Linked DNA regions of Mus musculus: region 2 is linked to region 1. Evidence: chromatin loops called from intact Hi-C (ENCODE). Cell type or tissue: left cerebral cortex. All regions are shown on one strand. Links, peaks and the distances in the headings refer to the core of each region. The heading gives the core; the rest is flanking DNA. Region 1 overlaps St6galnac1 (ST6 (alpha-N-acetyl-neuraminyl-2,3-beta-galactosyl-1,3)-N-acetylgalactosaminide alpha-2,6-sialyltransferase 1). Region 2 has its middle 6.2 kb from the start of St6galnac2.

Evidence for each region. Peaks named below come from ENCODE experiments on the same cell type or tissue, not always from the same donor. Only the 100,000 strongest peaks of a DNase experiment are listed, where the experiment ranks them.
Region 2: it touches region 1 in a loop (1.9-fold over the local background); 2 of 42 quality-filtered maps call a loop at or near these places.

What each region holds. Positions count from the first base shown.
Region 1 is chr11:116,763,999-116,773,803 of GRCm38, reverse strand. St6galnac1 (ST6 (alpha-N-acetyl-neuraminyl-2,3-beta-galactosyl-1,3)-N-acetylgalactosaminide alpha-2,6-sialyltransferase 1) reads left to right here. Exons shown (of 9, transcript NM_011371.2): 2 at 4,435-4,933; 3 at 5,691-5,859; 4 at 5,952-6,123; 5 at 6,688-6,826; 6 at 7,163-7,266; 7 at 7,456-7,545; 8 at 7,632-7,731; 9 at 7,882-8,779. The coding sequence ends at 8,073. Among named protein-coding and RNA genes, the nearest start is that of St6galnac1, 6.6 kb to the left of the region's middle. In left cerebral cortex, for the core only: no CTCF peak of the experiment used is centred there; a DNase peak (open chromatin) is centred at 4,225.
Region 2 is chr11:116,695,960-116,705,764 of GRCm38, reverse strand. No RefSeq gene overlaps it. Among named protein-coding and RNA genes, the nearest start is that of St6galnac2, 6.2 kb to the right of the region's middle. In left cerebral cortex, for the core only: a CTCF peak has its summit at 4,902 (motif pointing right); no DNase peak of the experiment used is centred there.

The sequences.
Region 1 (9,805 bases), core at 961-8,960:
GACCAGTCAGCAACAACAGCGCAGATTCGGGAGCTGACTGAGTAGTTGAAGGCTATTTTAGTAAGTATTTAGGCAGATGGCAAAAATGTATTGTATTCAGACCACTACTGATCAGTCAGGGCTGGGTATCAGGCACAGGCTGATCTGTGACCCTGAACCTGAATAGTACATAGGTTTTCAGCTCCAAAATTACAAACATCTGTGCCAAGTTATCCCACCAATCAGGATTTAGGGATGGGACTTCCATAGGAACATGTCTTTGTGCTTCACTTGTCCTGGTTCCTTGGTTGGGTTAGTGAATTCTGGTGGGGCAATCTGCCAAGAATTCGTGTCTCAACTTGCCAACCAGGATGTAAAGGACTCATTTCCATGACTCTTTCTGCCAACCAGGATGTCAGTTACCCAGGGAGGGCTTGCAACTAAAACTTCCTATGACCCCTATTCAAAATGGCAGTTGTTTTCACAACAGCTTCAGTTTGGTCGCTGCTTACAGGAATAAGATGTGTTTGTGTCTGTTGGGACTCTGAGACAAAGTCTCTCTGTATGTCCCTGGCTGTCCTGGAATTTGCTATGAAGACCAGGCTAGGTTCAGACTCATAGAGATCTGCCAACCTCTGCTAGGATTACAGGCCTGTATCCCTTTATTTTTGTATTCATGTTTTTATGTATTTATATCATTTGAGAAATCAGTTTTAAGCATGCATTTCAGAGGACAATGGCTGTCACAGTGTCAGGGCATCCCTAGAACAACATGGGGATGTGGGAGGGGGTTGAAGGACTCCAGGGATGCTAGAAAGAAGCTTCTAGTGACCACACCAGTCAGTGGCACATGCTCCTGAGTGGAGGGGTATGGCAAACAGCTTGGTGGCCATTGCGGTCTAGAGCCTTCTGAAGGTTGAATGGCAATGCTGTTGTCCATTGTGTAACACACGGAAAGAAAAAAGAGCCGTGCTGTTCTATCCCAGGTCTTCATGGCCTAGGGAGCTGGGGAACAGGAGCTTAGCACCTCCTTCACCAGGAGGCAAGAAGTGGAATGCACACTCCCAGATGTGTGTTTGTGGACAATGATGTTGTCAGAGCAAGGGGGGGGGGCAGGATCCTGAATAGGACTCAGGGGTTCTGCAGAGTTAGGGAGTTTCCCCAGGAAAACCTCAGCTATTGACTGTTGAGGCCATTTCAGCAAGAGCTGGGACATCCAATAAACCAACCTAACCTCAGAGCAAACAGGATGTGAAGTACATAACCTGAAGAAAGGCTTGGAGAAGGAGAAAGGGCTGGGGACGAGGAGTGGCTCAGTGGTAGAGCACTTGCCCAGTATCTATGAGACCCTGGGTTTTATTCCAGCACTGGAAAAAGGAAGAAGGCAGTGGATAGAAGGATAGATAGATAGATAGATAGATAGATAGATAGATAGATAGATAGATTTATAGATTTATAGATTTATAGATTTATAGATTTATAGATTTATAGATTTATAGATTTATAGATTTATAGATTTATAGATTTATAGATTTATAGATTTATAGATTTATAGATTTATAGATTTATAGATTTATAGATTTATAGATTTATAGATTTATAGATTTATAGATTTATAGATTTATAGATATATAGATATATAGGTTTATAGGTTTATAGGTTTATAGGTTTATAGATAGTTAGGTTGATAGATTTATAGGTAGTTAGGTCGATAGATTTATAGATGGGTTGATAGCTAGATTGATAGATATATAGATAGACATACAAATAAATAGGTTGATTGATTTATAGAGTTAGGTTGATAGATTTATAGATAAATAGGTTGATAGATTTATAGTTAGATTGATAGATATATTTATAGGTAGATAGATTTATAGATAGATTTGTAGATAATCATATTTATAGATAAATAAATTTGTAGGTAGATAGTTAGACAATGTCTTACTATACAACCCAGGATAACCTGAGACCCATTGATTCTCCTACCTTAGCCTCCCAAGTGCTGGGATTATAGGCATGCACTACCACTCAAAATTAGAATGAGTTTTAATGAGGTGAAGTGACTGTAACCTGAAGCACGTTCAATACACTGAATATAATTAAGTTCAAATGATTGTCAGAGGGAACAATTGCTGTAGAGAGAGGTCTCTGGAAGAGAGAGAGCCTAGGAGACTCTGTGGAATGTTTCAAAGACAGTGTGCAGTTGGTTGAGTGATCAGTAAATGGCCTGCAGGGGAGGAGGAGACTATAGAGAATGGGCTGACATAGAAACTCCATGAACCTCCCCCAATGGGGAAGTTGCATCCCCAATATGGAGGGCTTCCCTGCCAGCCTAGGAAAGGTGGGGCCAGGGGATGGTAGCAAAGGACTTTTAGGGCAGAAAGGCAGCTTCAAGAGGTGAGGGTTTGGACCATCCAGTGTGATAGTCAAGGGCTGGGGTGGAGAGACTACCTAAGTGGTTAACTCAGGCAGGAGGGGTTGAAGTCTGCCACTGAGGCCCAGTGAGGATCTGGGACAAGAGAGAAGGGAACTTCAAGAGCTATTTTAAAGGAGTGGTGGGAGGAAGAGGGGGCACAAAGGTGACTACAGGTTTTACAGCTTGGAGGGGTGGCCATGCTGCTGCAGGTGTAGAAGAAGAGAAGCAATAAGATCAGTAAACCAGATAGCAATAGGCAGGTGGAGTGGAGCAGGCCATGACCTCAAGCACTGGGCTGGTGGAGCCTGAGTCTGAGGCCAGCCATCCCCACTTAGAACCTGACTCAAAAAAAAAAAAAAAAAAAAAAAAAGGGAAAACTTGGGAGGGATTGGGGAGATGGGAGAGAGATGGCTGAGTCCGTCACGCCCTTGCCACACAAGCGTGAGGATCTGAGTTCAATTCCAGCACTCACAGAAAATCCAGGCATGGTGGGGAGAGCTCAGAATCCCCAGATTCTGATCCCCCAGAGCAGAGACAGGGGGATCCTAGGGGATCAATGGCCAGAAAGCTTTCTTAGCAAGCTCTAAGCCAACGACAGACTCTATCTCAAAAAGCACAGAAGATGGTTTCTAGAAGACAACAGAGGTCAACGTGTGGTCTCCACAGGCATGCACGTACCAGAGGACAAAAACACACAAGAGCAGATGTACACACCAGAGCACATGCACACACCAGAGCTCATGCACACACCACAGCACATGCACACACCAGAGCTCATGCACACACCACAGCACATACACACACCACAGCACATGCACACACCACAGCACATGCACACACCACAGCACATGAACAGACCAGAGCTCATGCACACATCACAGCACATGCACACACCACAGCACATGCACATACCACAGCACATGCACACACCACAGCACATGCACACACCACACACAGCACATGCACACACCACAGCACATGCACACACACATACATACCTACATCAACACACACACAGAGAGATTTTAATAAAGTTTAAAATGCTGAACGGGAGCTGTCAAAGATTTATGATGCTTTCTGAGACTCATTGCGAACGTGGCCACACCCTTTTTATGACACATCAATTCAGAACTGGCATCATTCTGGTCACTTTCATCTTTACAACTGTACAAGACAGGTGTTTGCACACATTCTCAAAGATGAAGAATATGAGATCTATAATGGTCAATGACAGTCCTACAAAACTGGTGGCCAGAAAGCACAGGGAATCGGGCTCTGGGTGCCATGCTTACTCCACTTCTTTCTGGTGAGCTTCCAAGAGATACAAAGTGTAACAGAAGAGAGCAAGACATGTGGCTAAAGCACGTGAGGGACTTGTGTGTTCATTACTCTGCTATTGGTATTAGTAAGGAGGTTAAGCTGGACGTTCATTACAGAAGAAAGCGGGTAGTTTCAGCAAGTAAGGGGCATGCCAGAAGATCATCGGGCAGGAGGATTTCTGTGGTGTCCAGAGGCCATTTCTGCAAGCAGTCTAAGGAGGCAACAAGCCAGGATCATGAGACTCATGGGAGACTAAGAGGATCCAAACCCAAGAACTACGGGACTTCATAGTTCTATTCTATTTGTGTGTAAGACATATGCAGATGGTAAAATTATTGGTGCACAAGCATGAGGACCTGGGTTCAAATCTCAGATCACACAGGCACCAGCCTGTAATCCTGATGTTCAGAGGCAGAGGATATGTGGGGTTTGGTTGGCCAACCACAATACTCAAGTCAGTGAACAGAAGGTTCAGTGAGAAACTCATCTCATAAAATAACATGGAGGATAAAACAGGAAAACACGTGGGCTTGCAGATACTTGCCTGGCTGGATTTGTGGTGTATGGTTTTTTTTAATATGGAAGCTAAGGATAGAAAACCCATAAGCTCATTCTTGGAGAGAAAGCGCTCTCACTCACTGAGCTGTCTCCTCGGCCTGCTAGTGATGTTGTGGCCAGTTTATAGAACAGCCAACCTTCATCAGGTATTCTCTGTGCAGGTGCCAGTTCATATGGAAGAATGACGCAAGTGCCCAGGAGAATCAACAAAAGGCTGAGCCCCAAGTACCCATCATGACACTGTCACCCAGAGTTCACAACAAGGAGACAACCTCTGTCAGTTCAAAGGACCTGAAGAAACAGGAGAGAGAGGCAGTCCAAGGAGAGCAAGCTGAGGGGAAGGAGAAGAGGAAGTTGGAGACCATAAGGCCAGCACCAGAGAATCCTCAGAGCAAGGCAGAGCCTGCTGCAAAGACGCCTGTGTCAGAACACCTGGACAAACTACCCAGAGCTCCAGGAGCACTGTCAACAAGGAAGACACCAATGGCCACAGGAGCTGTCCCAGCTAAGAAGAAAGTGGTCCAGGCTACCAAATCCCCTGCCTCTTCCCCACACCCCACCACACGAAGAAGGCAAAGGCTGAAGGCCTCTGAGTTCAAGTCTGAGCCTCGGTGGGATTTTGAGGAGGAATATAGCTTGGATATGAGCAGCCTGCAGACGGTGAGTCTGGACCTTCCCTGTGACTCTGCACTATACCACCACCCCAGGCAGCCCTTTTCCTCCTGTGGTCTACCTGACACTTAAAAATGAACCATCCTTCATCCTTCCTTTTTATAACAGCCAAAGTCAGGGAGGAGAAGGTAGGTCCAGGATTAAGGTCTGGACAACTCAGAAAGGTGTGTCTGGAAGGGACTTGTCTGGGACCCCTTTCAAGAAGACCTGAGGCAGGTCACCATTCTGTGAGAAGATATTGGGGCCAGTTCTGGGGGTCCAGTACGTCATCCCTTATTCTATAGTCATGGGACTAGCAGACAGGAAGACACAGCCTACTGTTCAGCTGCTCCCTTCCCAGTGACACTGGCATCCCTGGAAAGCCCACTCAGATCCTTCACTGTCCTTCAGCCCTCAAGCCCATGTCACCACCCTAATCTTTTTCACCCCTGCCTTGAGGAAATACTGAAAACCTGCTTGTGTATACACACAGGACAGGGTCACAACCCAAGAGAGCAGCGCATGCCCATGTGGCTGTCAGAATTGCAAGGTGTAGCTGCTTCAGAGCTGAGGGGACCTGTTTTCTGGGACCAAGGTGACTTAGATTTGGAGACCCTGGGGTCCAGAGTGAAAGAGAGAGTAGGGGGCAGGAACTTTCAACCTGTATCCCCAGCCCAGTCTCTGTCTAATGGAACCCACCCAGCCCCTGGCTGATGCTTTCCTGGGCCACCCATTGCCTGACCTTTCCATATCTTCCTGCACATAGAACTGCTCTGCTTCTGTGAAGATCAAGGCCTCCAAGTCACCATGGCTACAGAATATCTTTCTGCCCAACATCACTCTGTTCCTGGACTCTGGACGCTTCACCCAGAGCGAGTGGAACCGTCTAGAGCACTTCGCTCCTCCCTTTGGCTTCATGGAACTCAATCAGTCCCGTGAGTGCTTACTTCAGAGTACAGGGTGGCTGGCTTCCTCTCTTGGGTTGGTTCATTTCTGGGGCTTTGAATGGAACCCTGCTGTGTTCCAGTGGTACAGAAGGTGGTGACCCGCTTCCCTCCAGTTCGCCAGCAGCAGCTCCTCCTGGCCAGCCTCCCTACTGGGTACTCCAAGTGTATCACCTGTGCTGTAGTGGGCAACGGGGGCATCCTGAATGATTCACGTGTTGGCCGGGAGATAGACAGCCATGACTATGTTTTCCGGTATGTTCTCCCTCCGTTGCTTGTAGATATGGGCTATAATGGGCGACCCGATAAGTGTCCTGTGCTGGTTTGAATTGGAATGGCCCCCATAGACTCATTTGGGTGAAAGCTTGGCCCATGGGGAGTGGCCTGATTAGGGGGTGTGGCCTTGTTGGAGTAGGCGTGGCCTTGTTGGAGGAAGTGTGTCACTGTGAGGGTAGGCTTGGAGGTCTACATTCGAGCTATGTCCAGTGTGGCACACCATCTCCTTCTGGCGCCTGTGGATCAAGATGTAGCACTCTCAGCTCCTCCAGCACCATGCTTGCCTGTGATCCACCATATTCCTCGCCATGATGATAATGGACTAAACCTCTCAAACTGTAAGCCAGCTCCAATGAAATGTTTTCCTTCATAAGGGTTGGCATAGTGGTCACAGTGTCTCTTCCCAGCTATAAAACCCTAAGACATGTCCCCATATCTTTATCTAGAAAATGGAGTGTGTCTACAGCTCCTGCCTCCTGATTCATCTCCACAAAAAAATGTCTCTCCTCCATTCACAGCATCTGATTCGATCTTTCTACACAGACTGAGTGGAGCCGTTATTAAAGGATATGAACAGGATGTGGGGACCCGGACATCCTTCTATGGCTTCACTGCTTTCTCTCTGACCCAGTCTATCCTCATTTTGGGTAGACGAGGCTTCCAGCATGTGCCTCTGGGAAAGGTGAGAAGGGAGGAGTGGGCGTGACCACCCAGCCCCTGAACATGGGAGACCAATGAGTGCAAATGGGCGTGGTCCCACCGTGCCTGCTCAGGGGAGAAACAAGATTGAGAATGGGCATGGCTATACAGCCCCTGGATAGGGGAGACTTATGAGCGCCTTGTATGTGGATGGAAACTGGCTCATCCCAAGCTCTGTTCACATGAGGGCAAGAGCAGTGACAACAGCCACTCAGGCCATGGGAGATTTTGGGGACAGTCACGAGTGAGATGAGGGCCGCCCTCAGTCCAGGCTCCTCAAGGCAGTGCTCCCAGACCACTTGTTGTCCTTGGTCTTCAGGACGTCCGATATCTACACTTCCTGGAAGGCACCCGGGACTATGAGTGGCTGGAAGCTATGTTTTTGAATCAGACCTTGGCAAAAACCCACCTTTCCTGGTTCAGGTACCCCTTCCCTCCTCCTGCCCTGGAAACCCTGCCAGACTGAGAAGTGACTGACTTCAAAAGGGTTAGTCAGGTGGGACTGCTTCTGTGACACTTGGAGATGGGATAGTGGTCACACAGTGACCATAACTTGGCCTCCACCGGGCCAGGTAAGAGAACAGGGCCTGAGGGATCCATCTCTGGCCACAGGCATAGGCCTCAGGAAGCCTTCCGGAATGCCTTGGACTTGGATCGATACTTGCTGCTGCACCCAGACTTTCTCCGTTACATGAAGAACAGGTAAGGGTAGGAAGCCCATAGTGGGTCCGTGGGCCTCTCATCCTTTGCTGGCTCCTGACAGTTGGCAATCTGGGTATTTTGAACAGGTTTCTGAGGTCAAAGACCCTGGACACTGCCCATTGGAGAATATACCGCCCCACCACTGGTGCCCTCCTGCTGCTCACAGCCCTTCATCTCTGTGACAAGGTGAGCCTGCAAACCTCTGATAGGATTAGGATCGAGCATGTACACCCAAGGGCTCTGCATCCAGAGCCCAGGGCCAGGACCAGGATAAAGGGACAGAGTGCCCCAGGAGGCAGCCTCTCCAGTCCCAGTCCCTCCTCCATTTTCCTGCAGGTCAGCGCCTATGGCTTCATCACCGAGGGCCACCAGCGCTTCTCTGACCACTACTATGATACATCGTGGAAAAGGTTGATCTTTTATATCAACCATGACTTCAGGTTAGAGAGAATGGTGTGGAAGCGGTTGCATGATGAAGGCATCATCTGGCTCTACCAGCGTCCACAAAGTGACAAAGCAAAGAACTGACCAGGGCCCAGATCAGGGTGTTCCCCTCGACCACTTACAACACAGAATGCAAGGGCTCCTCAAATGCTCCTACCTGTGTCTCTGGAATCAGACCTGCTCCACACCTTTCAAGAGTCTAGATCTACAGAGTAAGTTCACTGTCTGACAGAGCTACACAGAGAAACCCTCTCCAAAACAAAACAAAAGAAAACAACAACAAAAGCAAACAGGAAAATCACTGAAAAGTAACATTGACAGTAATGTTTTACTTTAAAATAAATAAAATCAGTCAAGTTACTTCCCCCAGGAATAGGGAGAGATCCCCAAAGTGTCAGCACCACCCACAAGGCATTGACTTCAACCTCACAGTGTGCTCACCTGACATTTTGGGTGAGTAGACTGAACACATTCAAGGTACGGCAGGATTTCAGAGTGAGCCCTCTGTGCCACTGAATGCTTGTAATCTTATTGAGAGAGAGAGAGGGAGAGAGAGAGAGAGAGAGAGAGAGAGAGAGTATGTGTGTGTGTACATCTGTGTAAATGTACAGGTTTACACATTTTCAGGAGTTCAAGGCTAGCATTGGCTACACAGCAAGTTCAAGGTCAGCCTGGGTTACAGGAAGACTCTGTCTCACATCAAAGAACTTCCCAGAGTGGAATTTTGTGTTAATTCAGAGCCATGATGGGGCACCATGAGCTGCCATTGAATAAAGGGACTACCCTCTGACCTCGGCTTGTCTTGCTTCAGGTCATCCTTAACTGATTTTTATTTAGACTTACATATTTTCTGTATGAGGTTCCCCCCTCCGACATATCTGTATGTGTACGGTCCATGCCTGATGGCAGAGTTGAGGACAGAACATCAGGTCCCCTGGCAAGAGAGTTGTAGATGGCTGTAGGCTTGGGGACTGATCCCAGGTCCTGTCTGAGAGCAACAAGTATTCTTAGGGGCTGAGCCATCTCTCCAGACCCCTGGTCTTGAACTTTTGCCAATTGTCCTGTTTTCCTGTCATTCCACGAAACTGCTAAAGAGCATTATTCAAATTCTTTGGTCAAATTAAGCCAGCTTTGTTTTCTGTCAGACAGGACTATCTCCCTGAAGCAGGGTTGGAGAAAATGGCATTGAACATAGGAAACGTTGGAACTTATATAGCCCCAAAATTGCAAAGCCAGAGGGCTTGCAAGGGATTCAGGTTATGTAGGATCTTGGTAGGACATTTCAAAATCATTTGGCAGAACATTTGGAGGTCAAGGTATCAAATTTCAGAAAATGAGTCAAAACATGGTCAAATGCAAGTCTTACAGAAAACAGAAATGGACTTATTCTGACCTTTCCTCACTGACTCCAGAGCGCTACGACCGGCCAGGAAGAACACAACAAACCCGAATCTTCTGCGGCAAAACTTTATTGCTTACATCTTCAGGAGCCAGGAGCGCAAGCCCCAAGCCCCAAAAACGAAAGGCCCCCCGCTTACATCTTTAGGAGCCAGAGCGCCAGCGTGCCAGCGCGCCAGAGCGCCAGAGCGCAGAGCGCAAAAGCGCAAGCAAGAGAGCGCAAGTAAGAGAGAGAATGGCGGAAACCCCGTCCCCTTTTAAGGAGAATTATTCTTTGCCTAGGACGCATCACTCCCTGATTGGCTGCAGCCCATGGCCGAGTAAAGGCAGAGTACATGTAGTGGAAAATTACTCTTGGCACATGCGCAGATTATTTGTTTACCACTTAGAACACAGGATGTCAGCGCCATCTTGTGAC
Region 2 (9,805 bases), core at 578-8,577, 68 kb after region 1:
AAACCCTGTCTCGAAAAAAACAATATGTGTGTGTGTGTGTAAATATGGTTAGAAAATGGACAAAATGTCATGAACCAACTGTTCCCCGATCAGGATAAAGAAATAGGAAATAAACACGGGAAAAGGTGTTCGATGTCACTGGCCATTCACAGAGTATCACAGGGATTCAAAAAGCCGCAGCAGGGCTGAGGGCCCGGATGTTGGATATTTGTGCCACTCAAGGCTTTCCCGGCCCTGACTCCCTTCCTGAACTTTGTATTCTTTGTAAACTTCCGAAAGCTTCAGGCAGGAAAGTGGCCGCCCTGGCCTGGGCGCTCCAGCAGCCAAACCCCTCGCCCCAGCCTTTGTAACTGTCACAAAGGTCATCTCCAGCCCCTCAACAGGAACCCCCCCATTATGCTAATTTCAGGTGAAAAGTCTGACTAAAAGTCACCAATCCCTGAGCACAAAACCTCACCAATCACTGAACAAGAAAACTCGCCAATCCCCAAGCTCCTCCAAGCTCAGGACTTGAAATCGCACCAATGGAAATCTCCCTTAGAAAGCTCCGCCTCCCCAAACTTCTATAGAAATGCTGTGCTTAGTCCCGTTCCCTGCTGCTGTCTGTTCCCCACCAGCCACTCCCGGGTTCATTCCTCTACACCCTGAGCCCACTGATAAACCTCTTTTTATGAGATTTGCTTCCTGATGTGATTTTCATCAGAAGAAAAGAGAAGAGGAAAAAAAGGAAGAGAAGGAGCCCAGCTCAGGTTCCTGAGCAGCTCGGCAGGGGGTACCCTTTCCTGGGAGCTGTACCACCTCTGTCAACGATCTCAGCGTTCTGGGGTTCCTGAGCTCCTGTGTCTCAGGATGGCCGCCCCTTGGGACACTGCCCCACCTCAGAGCTGGGTGGCTCCTGGATCCCGAGACACCTTCCAATCCAAGCAGGAAGGGCAGCACAGGAAGTACTTGGCTCAGTCCCCAGCACCACAGAAACCAGGAAGCCAGGTGTGGTAGCTCACACTTGGGAGGAGGAAGCAGGAAGATCAGAAGTTTAAGGTCATCCTTGAATACAAAGCCATGCTGTCCCTTGACCCTACAGCAACAACACTAAAGCCCTCAAATAAAAGTAACAAAGAAAAACAACACTCCCCAATAGTAAATGTAACTTTTAATTGCCTGAGGCAATTGTCATCTCAGAGGCTTACTGCTATTGGGGTCTGGGGATCCGTTGTACAAACCACTCAGCCATCTCTCTCAGCCAGACAGGGGTGGTTCATTGAAAACCACACCCCAAGACTGATCATTCAGGGCCACACACTAGACTTGGGAGTTGGTTAAGGCATTGAATTAAGCTCCTATAGGGTGGGTTGGGGATTTAGCTCAGTGGTAGAGCGCTTGCCTAGCAAGCACAAGGCCCTGGGTTTGGTCCTCAGCTCCGGAAAAAGAAAAAAAAAATCCTATAGGGCTTTTAAACATAATCTATTATTATTATTATTATATGTAAGTACACTGTAGCTGACTTCAAATGCACCAGAAGAGGGTTTCAGATCTTATTATGGGTGGTTGTGAGCCACCATGTGGTTGCTGGGATTTGAACTCAGGACCTTCAGAAGAGCTGTCAGTGCTCTTACCTGCTGAGCCATCTCACCAGCCCCTACCCACCCACACACCCAATAGGGTTTTTAAACCTAAGATCCATAAACATCTGTGCCAAGTTATTCCATCAATCAGGATTTAAGGATAGGGGATTTCCTTAGAAATGTCTTTGCTAACCAGACACTATTTCATATGCCAGAAAGATTTTGCTGAAGGGACCCTGTTATAGCTGTCTCGTATGAGGCTATGCCAGTGCCTGGTAAATACAGAAGTGGATGCTCACAGTCATCTATAAGATGGAACACAGGGCCCCCAATGGAGAAGCTAGAGAAAGCACCCAAGGAGCTGAAGGGGTCTGCAACCCTATAAGTGAAACAACAATATGAACCAACTAGTACCCCAGAGCTCGTATCTCTAGCTGCATATGTAGCAGAAGATGGTCTGGTCGGCCATCACTGGGAAGAGAGGCCCCTTGGTATTGCAAACTCTGTATGCCCCAGTATAGGGGAATGCCAGGGCCAAGAAGCGGGAGTGGGTGGGTAGGGGAGCAGGGCGGAAGGAGGGTATAGGGAACTTTGGGGATAGCATTTGAAATGTATATAAAGAAAATATCTAATAAAAAATAAATTAATTTTTAAAAAATGTCTTTGCAGTGCACTTATCTTGTTCCCATTATCTGGGGTATTCAACTGTAGTGGGGGAATTGCCTTGCCTAACATTCATGTCTTAACTTGCCAACCAGGATGTTAATTACCAGTGCCCACTTCTCTTTCTGCCAAGCAGGACATCAGATCCCAGGGAGGTCTTGGGAACTTAAACTTTACTCAACCCCTAATCAAAATGGAAGTCTTATTTCAAACAACTTCTCATACTGGTACAGATGTCTCTCTTATGTTGGAGTTCATCCCAGGGGCAGCTTATAAAAAGCAGAAGACCATAAAAGCTCATACCCAGGTGCAGGAATTGCTGCCCGGTGGTTGGTTCATGTCCAAGCTTACTGTGGCTCACTATACAATGCAGTTCTAAGTGACTTCTGTTGTGATTGGTTTCCAAGAACACCAAAGCCCAGAACATCCTAGTACAGAGAGTTCAGCAGAAGCAACATGCGAGAAAGTTTCCTTATGACATTAATGACAGTACAAAATGGCAGGCCAGACAGGCAACAACTGCCTCAACAACTGCCTTAACAACTGCCTCTGCCTGCTAACCTAGCCCTAGTCCTGGAAGCATCTACCCTCCAGACAATCTAATCTAGGCCTAGAATATTTTCAGCCTCTAAGATTTATTGCTGAATAAACTCACCCTTTCTAGTTCGTTCTGAGATCTCTGGCTCCCTGGTTTAATTCAGCTCTCCTGGCTCAAACTCCTCTCCAAGCTGACTGATTCAATCTGGTTTCTCTGAGCTTCTCCTGAATTGTTTTGCTTGGCCTAAAATTCTGGCAATCTGTTCTAATCTTCGGGCTCCTTCTCTGGCTCATTCTGTCTTCACCTGTGTCTAACTTCTTTTCTCTCTGCAGCAACAGCCCCAGGAAAACTGCCACTTTTCTCTTCCCCTCAAGTAGCTTCCCTTTCCACTCTCTTCTCCTGAGAGCTGGGCACATCCTAGTCTGTTAAATCTTTCTGTGATTTGCCTTAGTTCTCAGGGTTCACAGTGTGATCAAATATCCCGCAACACCCAATAAAAATGAATGTGCAGTTGATACAGATAACTTAGACGGTCTCCATAGAAGTATACTGAGGGAGCCAGGCAGTGGTGGTGCATGACTTTAGTCCCAGCACTTAGGAGGCAGAGGCAGGAGGATCTCTGTGAGTTCCAGGACAGCCTGCCCTACAGAGAACGTTCCAGGACAGCTAGGGCTAAAGGAAGAAACCCTGTCTTAGAAAAAAAAGAAAAAAACAAAACAAAAAACAATAACAACAACAAAGTAGAATTATACCAGGGGAGGGGTGGTCATAAACATTGAAGGAGAAGAGACAGTGAATGGCATGGCTCGGCCGGGAAAAGCCACCAGGTAGCAAGCCTGACAACATGAGTTCCATCCTTGAGGTTCACATGGTGGAACAAGAGAATGGACTCCTGCAAGTTGTCCTCTGACTACCACAGGCACGCAAGCAAACAAATAAAATAAGTAAATAAATAAACAAATAATGTGATTTTTAAAAGGTTTATTAAAAGCTGGAGAATGGATGCTTTCTTGAAGTGACAGAATTATAGAAGTAAAGACTAGTCAGGGGTGATGGGTGGAGGTAGATGAGGAAAAGGGGAAAGAGGGCCTGGTTGTAAAAGGGCAACCTGAGGGATTCTGGTAGCCATGGAAACTGACTTTATAAATCCTTCATCCTGCTCAGTATCCTGCTTTCGAGTATACTGTGTGGTTTGTGGTTTCTCAAGATGGCATGCAGGGAGGAGGGAGAAACCTGGGTAAAGGCTAGCCACACCTACTCTAGAAAGAACCACTACAGTAAGGGGTGCCACGCTGCACATGACCCTGCAGCCCTCTCAAAGAGGATAAGAGAGTTGATTTTGAAGTCAAGTGTGAGTGGTACTGGCTCAGGAACACAGGCTCATTGCTCTCAACAGTCTGTGTTTCATCATGGAAGCAATCTCATGAAGTTTTTAATAGTAATGGAACAAAGCAAGTTGGTCACAAATGAAGGTGCTTTCAAATGCCTGGGGCAAACAGCAGGAGAGCTGCAGCGGGGAAACGGGCACCTCCTGCTGTGGCATTCCTAGCTGAGTGGGAAGCACACACTTGGTACATTCCAGAAGACTTACTTAATGGTCACTAAGACCTTAGGTCCGGCCTCCAGCAGTTCAAAACCAGTTCCAGGAAGTGGGGGGTGAGGGAGGGGATGGGGGGGGGACTGAAATTAGTCAAAGATAATTTGGCTCTGGACTTGCAAAACTCCAACTATCTGTGATCACAGTGTTCTAGTCAGTCAACTAGACTTGCAGAAGGTTCATTCAAAGCTACAGCTTCCTAAGAACTTTTGTGGACAGAAGTTTCATTTAAATGCTTTAATAGGCCAGGAGATGGCTGAATTAAGAGCATGCGTGGCTCCTGCAGGGGACTGAGTTCAATTCCCAGGACCCACATGGTGGCTCACAACCATCTGTGACTCCAGGCTCATAAGTCTGACCCCTTCTTCAGACCCCAACCAGTACATACATGGTACACAGATGTACATGCAGGCCAATTCTCTTTCTCTCTTTCACACATTGTATTTATTTTTATATTTTGAGGCTTTATTTTTGCTTTATATGTATCAGTGTTTTGTTTGCATATATCTGTGTACCAAATGCATGGAGTGCCCAGGGGGGGCCACAAGAGGGCATTGGATCCCCTGGAACTGGAGTTATAAACAGTTGTTAGCTGCCATGTGGGTGCTGGGAATCGAACTCAGGTCCTCTGCAAGAGCAACAAGTACTCTTGACCCTACACCATCTCTCTAGCTCCATTCGTGCACATTTTAACAAATACACAGAACATAAATCTCAGCCATTTTTAGGGAGCAAGTCAATAATGTTAATATTTTTATTGTAGGGGCTGGAGAGATGGCTCAGCAGGTAAGAGTACTGCCTGTTCTTCCAGAGGTCATGAGTTCAATTTCCAGCACACATGGTGGCTCACAACCATCTGTAATGGAATCCAATGTCCTCTTCTGGTGTGTCTGAAGACAGTAACAGTGTACTCACATACATAAAATAAGTATTTTTAAGAAATATATTAATATTATAGCCTAATACTTGAAATACTTTATTTTGTGAAAATTGAGACTCGGAACCCATTAAACAACTCTACATTTCTCATTCTCCACACCTAGTAACACTAATTCCACACTCTGACTCTCATATAAGTGTATCTTACACATGGTGTTGAGCTCTTTGTGGCTTATTTCATTTAACATAATGTCATTCATATTGGACCCAGTGTCAGGCTTTCCTTTGTGTGTGTGTGTGTGTGTGTGTGTGTGTGTGTGTGTGTTTTATTTATGTGTACGTTGCATGTGTCCATTTGGTTGTGTGGACATTGCTTGCATACAGTGAGTGCCCTCTGTGGCTAAAAGAGGGTGTCTGATCTTTTGGAACTGGAGCTAGGTAGACTATAAGCTTCCTGATACAGGTTCTAGAAACAGAACCCCTATCTTCTGCAAGAGCAGCAAGGGTTGAGCCATTTCTCCAGCACCCATTTTTCTTCTTCTTCTTCTTCTTCTTCTTCTTCTTCTTCTTCTTCTTCTTCTTCTTCCTTCTTCAAGATTTATTTTTAAGCTGGCACACACCTTTAATTCCAGCACTGGGGAGACAGAGGCAGGCAGAGCTGTATTCAAAGCCATCCTGGTCTACAGAGTCAGTTCTAGGACAGCCAGGGATACACAGAGAAACCCTGTCTTGAAAAAAAAAGAAGGGGATGGGGTGGTATTTTTAAGTATGTGCATCTGTGTGTGGGTATGTGCATGCGAGTGTGTCAGATCCAGAGCTGGAGTAACAGGCCCTTTGGAGCCACCCAACATGAGTGCTGGGACTGGGACACGCTCCTAGTCTCGGAGCTGTCTCTCTGGCCCCAGACTTTGCCTTTAAGGCTGGATAATATTCCATTCTATGGTTATGGCACCGTTGGGTTCTCCATTTCTTTTTAACTTTGTAATTAAAATACCTTTAAAAATTAAAAATTATAAACAGGCCAAAGTTTAAAAACAAAAACAAAAACAAAAAAAAACCAAAACAATACTCAGCCAGGCCTAGAGAGACCCTGTGTTGTGAGAAAAAGAAAGACAAAAAGACACACACGGACAGAAAGAGGGGGGTGGGTGGGGGCTGGAGAGATGGCTTAGTAATTAAGAGCACTGACTGTTCTTCCGAAGGTCCTGAGTTCAAATCCCAGCAACCACATGGTGGCTCACAACTACCTGTAATGAGATCTGATGCCCTCTTCTGGTGTGTCTGAAGACAGCTACACTTAATAATAATAATAATAATAATAATAATAATAATAAATCTTTGGGCTGGAGCAAGTGGGGCTGACCGGAGAGAGCAGAAGTCCTGAATTCAATTCCCATCAATCACATGATGGCTCACAACCATCTTCACAGCTACAGTGTACTCCTATACAGAAAATAAATAAAAATCTAAAAAAAAAAAAAAAAAAAGAAAGAGAGAGACAGACAGACAGACAAAGAGAAACACGGAAAACCTAAACCGTAACACCTGCCTGCCTATCATTTCTTTGCTTACAGGGAGATAAATCAGCCTCAACTCTCCACTCCAATGCTTCAACTTTGTTGTGAAGGAAAGAGAAGCTTGCATTATGCCTCGAGGCTAGTGACTGGGGACAGAGTGCCAGCCATTGAGATAAAAGGCAGGCAGAAGGGCTTGTGGGAAAGCCGGGTCAGTCCTAAAGCAGCTCAGGTGGGGCCGGAGAGATGGCTCAGTGGCTAAAAGCACTGGCTGCCTTCCCAGAGGACCAGAGTTTGACTTTCTGAAAGCACACTGCAGCCCACACCAGTCGTAACTCCAGTCTCAGGGGATCCGACACTCTTTTCTGACCTCTGCAGGCTCCAGGCATGCATTTGGTCCACAGATAACATAGAGGCAAGGAAATATCCATACACATAAAATAAAAAGATAATTAAGAGGTGCAGTGGGGCGCACACCTTTAATCCCAGTACCAGGAGGCAAAGGCTGGTAGATCTCTTGAGTTTGAAGCCAGCATGGTCCACAGAGTGAGTTCCAGGACAGCCAGGGCCACACAGAGAGACCTTGTCTCAGAAACCATTGCAGCAGCAGCAGCAGGTCTTCAGAGCGCCCCTTTGAAGCTAAGCAGATGTGCAGCTGATGGGACATAGATAGAGACAGGCAGACTCCATGGCCAACAAAGCGCTGTCTGGCAACATCAAAAGAGGAGAGCATTCCAGGCAGAGATTGTGAGGATCTCAGAGTTGAATTCACGGGCAGGTGTGTCTGGATGACACCCAGAGAACACCGGATCCACTGGTAACAGAGGCTCAGCCACGGTGACACTGCGGCCACGGAAGACAGCTTCAGAGACAAGAGGACAGGGAACAGACTGGGAAGAAACAGGGTCGCTAAGCTAAGAAGAGCCAGCCGAACAGTGTGCTGTCTGCCTTTTAGCTTCTGAGGACGAGACATCGCTTGAGGATGTTGTCGTTATCATCACATTTCGTGTATGTGGACATGTGTGTACATCTATACAATGCCATGACGTAGACTGTGGGGTGGCTGGGAGTTGGTTCTCTCCTTCCACTCTGTGCGTCACAGGATTTGAACTAGGGTCGTGAGACTCGACACCTTTACCCACTGAGCCGGCTCAGTGGCCCTGCACTTTATGAACTGGGGTCAGGACTCCACCGGGGTTGTGTGGAGGGAGTGGCTGCTAAAGCAAAACCTGAGTCTCTGGAGGACACACAGCAGGGGCGGGGTGGGGTTAGGAGGCTGGATTTCAGAGCCTGGAGGATTTCAGAGCTGGATTTCAGGCCACAGGTGTGAGCAGGAACCAGTGGGAAGACAGTTCTTAACCATTAGTCACACCTCTGAGGACAGACACATCCGCCCTTTTGTTCCAAAGTTGCCTAGTCAGTAAACAACCTAGGAGGATGAAGATGGCGCCTTCCTCTGGAGCAGGGGCACATTTTGGCCCGTTGAGGGGAGGGTAATAAGGCTCTCTCTGTCCAGCAAATGCACGTGTGCTCACAGCTGGCAGGTCATTCAGTATCACGCGTCCCTCTGTGCAGAGTTCTTGGTCTGTGCTGCAGGCTCCTTCACCTCTCTGCCTTATCCCGTTGGGCTTGCAGGCTCCTTCGCCTCTCTGCCTTATCCCGTTGGGCTTGCAGGCTCAGAGACCCAGCATGAGGAGGCCAATGCTGCCTATTTTGTAAATGACACTCTCATCCAGGAGTCTTGTCTTCTTGACCTGAGTCTTGAACCTGTGCCTGGCTAACCTGTCACCTGACCAGAGGGAAACATCTCAGTAGTGAGGGGCATGCAAGTTAAAACAGGTTTGCGCTTTCGTTTCTGAGACAGGGTCTCACTATGTAGCCCTGGCTGTCTTGGAACTCACTATGTAGACCAGACTGGCCTCTAGCTCTCAGAGATCTGCAGGTCTCTGCCTTCCAGCACTGAGATTAAAGGTGTGTGCCACTGTACCCGGGCTTTGTGGTCTTTATTTGATTGCTGTTTGACACAGGGTGTCTTAGTGTCATGTCTTTGCTAGGATAAAGTACCCTGAATAAGACCAAGGAAAAAACCTGGCTTCCAATCCAGGTTGCAGTACAGGACTGAAGGGAGCCAAGGAACCCGAAGCAGCTAATCTGAGACATTAACTCATGTGGACCAAGTCAAGGTCAGGCCGGGCTACAGAGCAAGTACCAGGCAAGCCAGGGCTACCTGTGTAGCCCTTGCCTCAAAAAAAGAAAGAAAAGAAAAAGGAAAAAAAAGCCAACCTGGATCTAGGCAAGCTCTGCTCCAGACTGATCCCATTAACAGTTAACAGTAACCACTGGGTGGAGTCTCACGTATCCCAGGCTGGCCTTGAATACTCTTAAGTAGGCAAGGATGTCCTTGAACTTCTAATCCTCTTGCCTTTCCCTGTACAGATGTATGCTACCATAACTGTGGTACTGGGGGTTGACATAGAGCTTTATGAGTTCGAGGGATGCATGCTACCAACTGAGCTAAATCCCCAGCCCGATGCTCACTCCTGTTGAAAGAATGGCAGAGACAAGAGAGAACTTGGCAGGATGTTCCAGAGTCACTAGGAAGCAGAACCGGAGCGGAAGCCAACCAAGACTTGGGCAATGGCTGGCGAGAAGTGAGCGGAGCTGGGTTTCTGGTGGTTCGGTTCTGTTTTGAAATGAGTGGGCACGTGGGGGCAGGGAGTGCTGCAGCGCAGATCCAAGCATGAATCTGTGTAGAACTTTGGTTGGGTGGAAAGCCAAGCCCGCAAGTGGATTTGTGCTGCTGCTGAGACAGCAGCACAAATTATGACCTGGAGAGCATAAGCTCCTGAGAAACCTGAGGTGTCAGGACAGACTGGATGGGAGGAGTGAGGATGCTTTGGTCCAGGAAGTGTTGCTATGGGACACTGTAAAAAAAAAAAAAACATAGACCTACATCATTAACATGGATGGGGGGCAACTCCCACGGAGGAGGAGAGAGCGAGCATCCCCAGGAAGGGAAGAAACTGTACAGGGTTAAGTAACAGCAATTTTG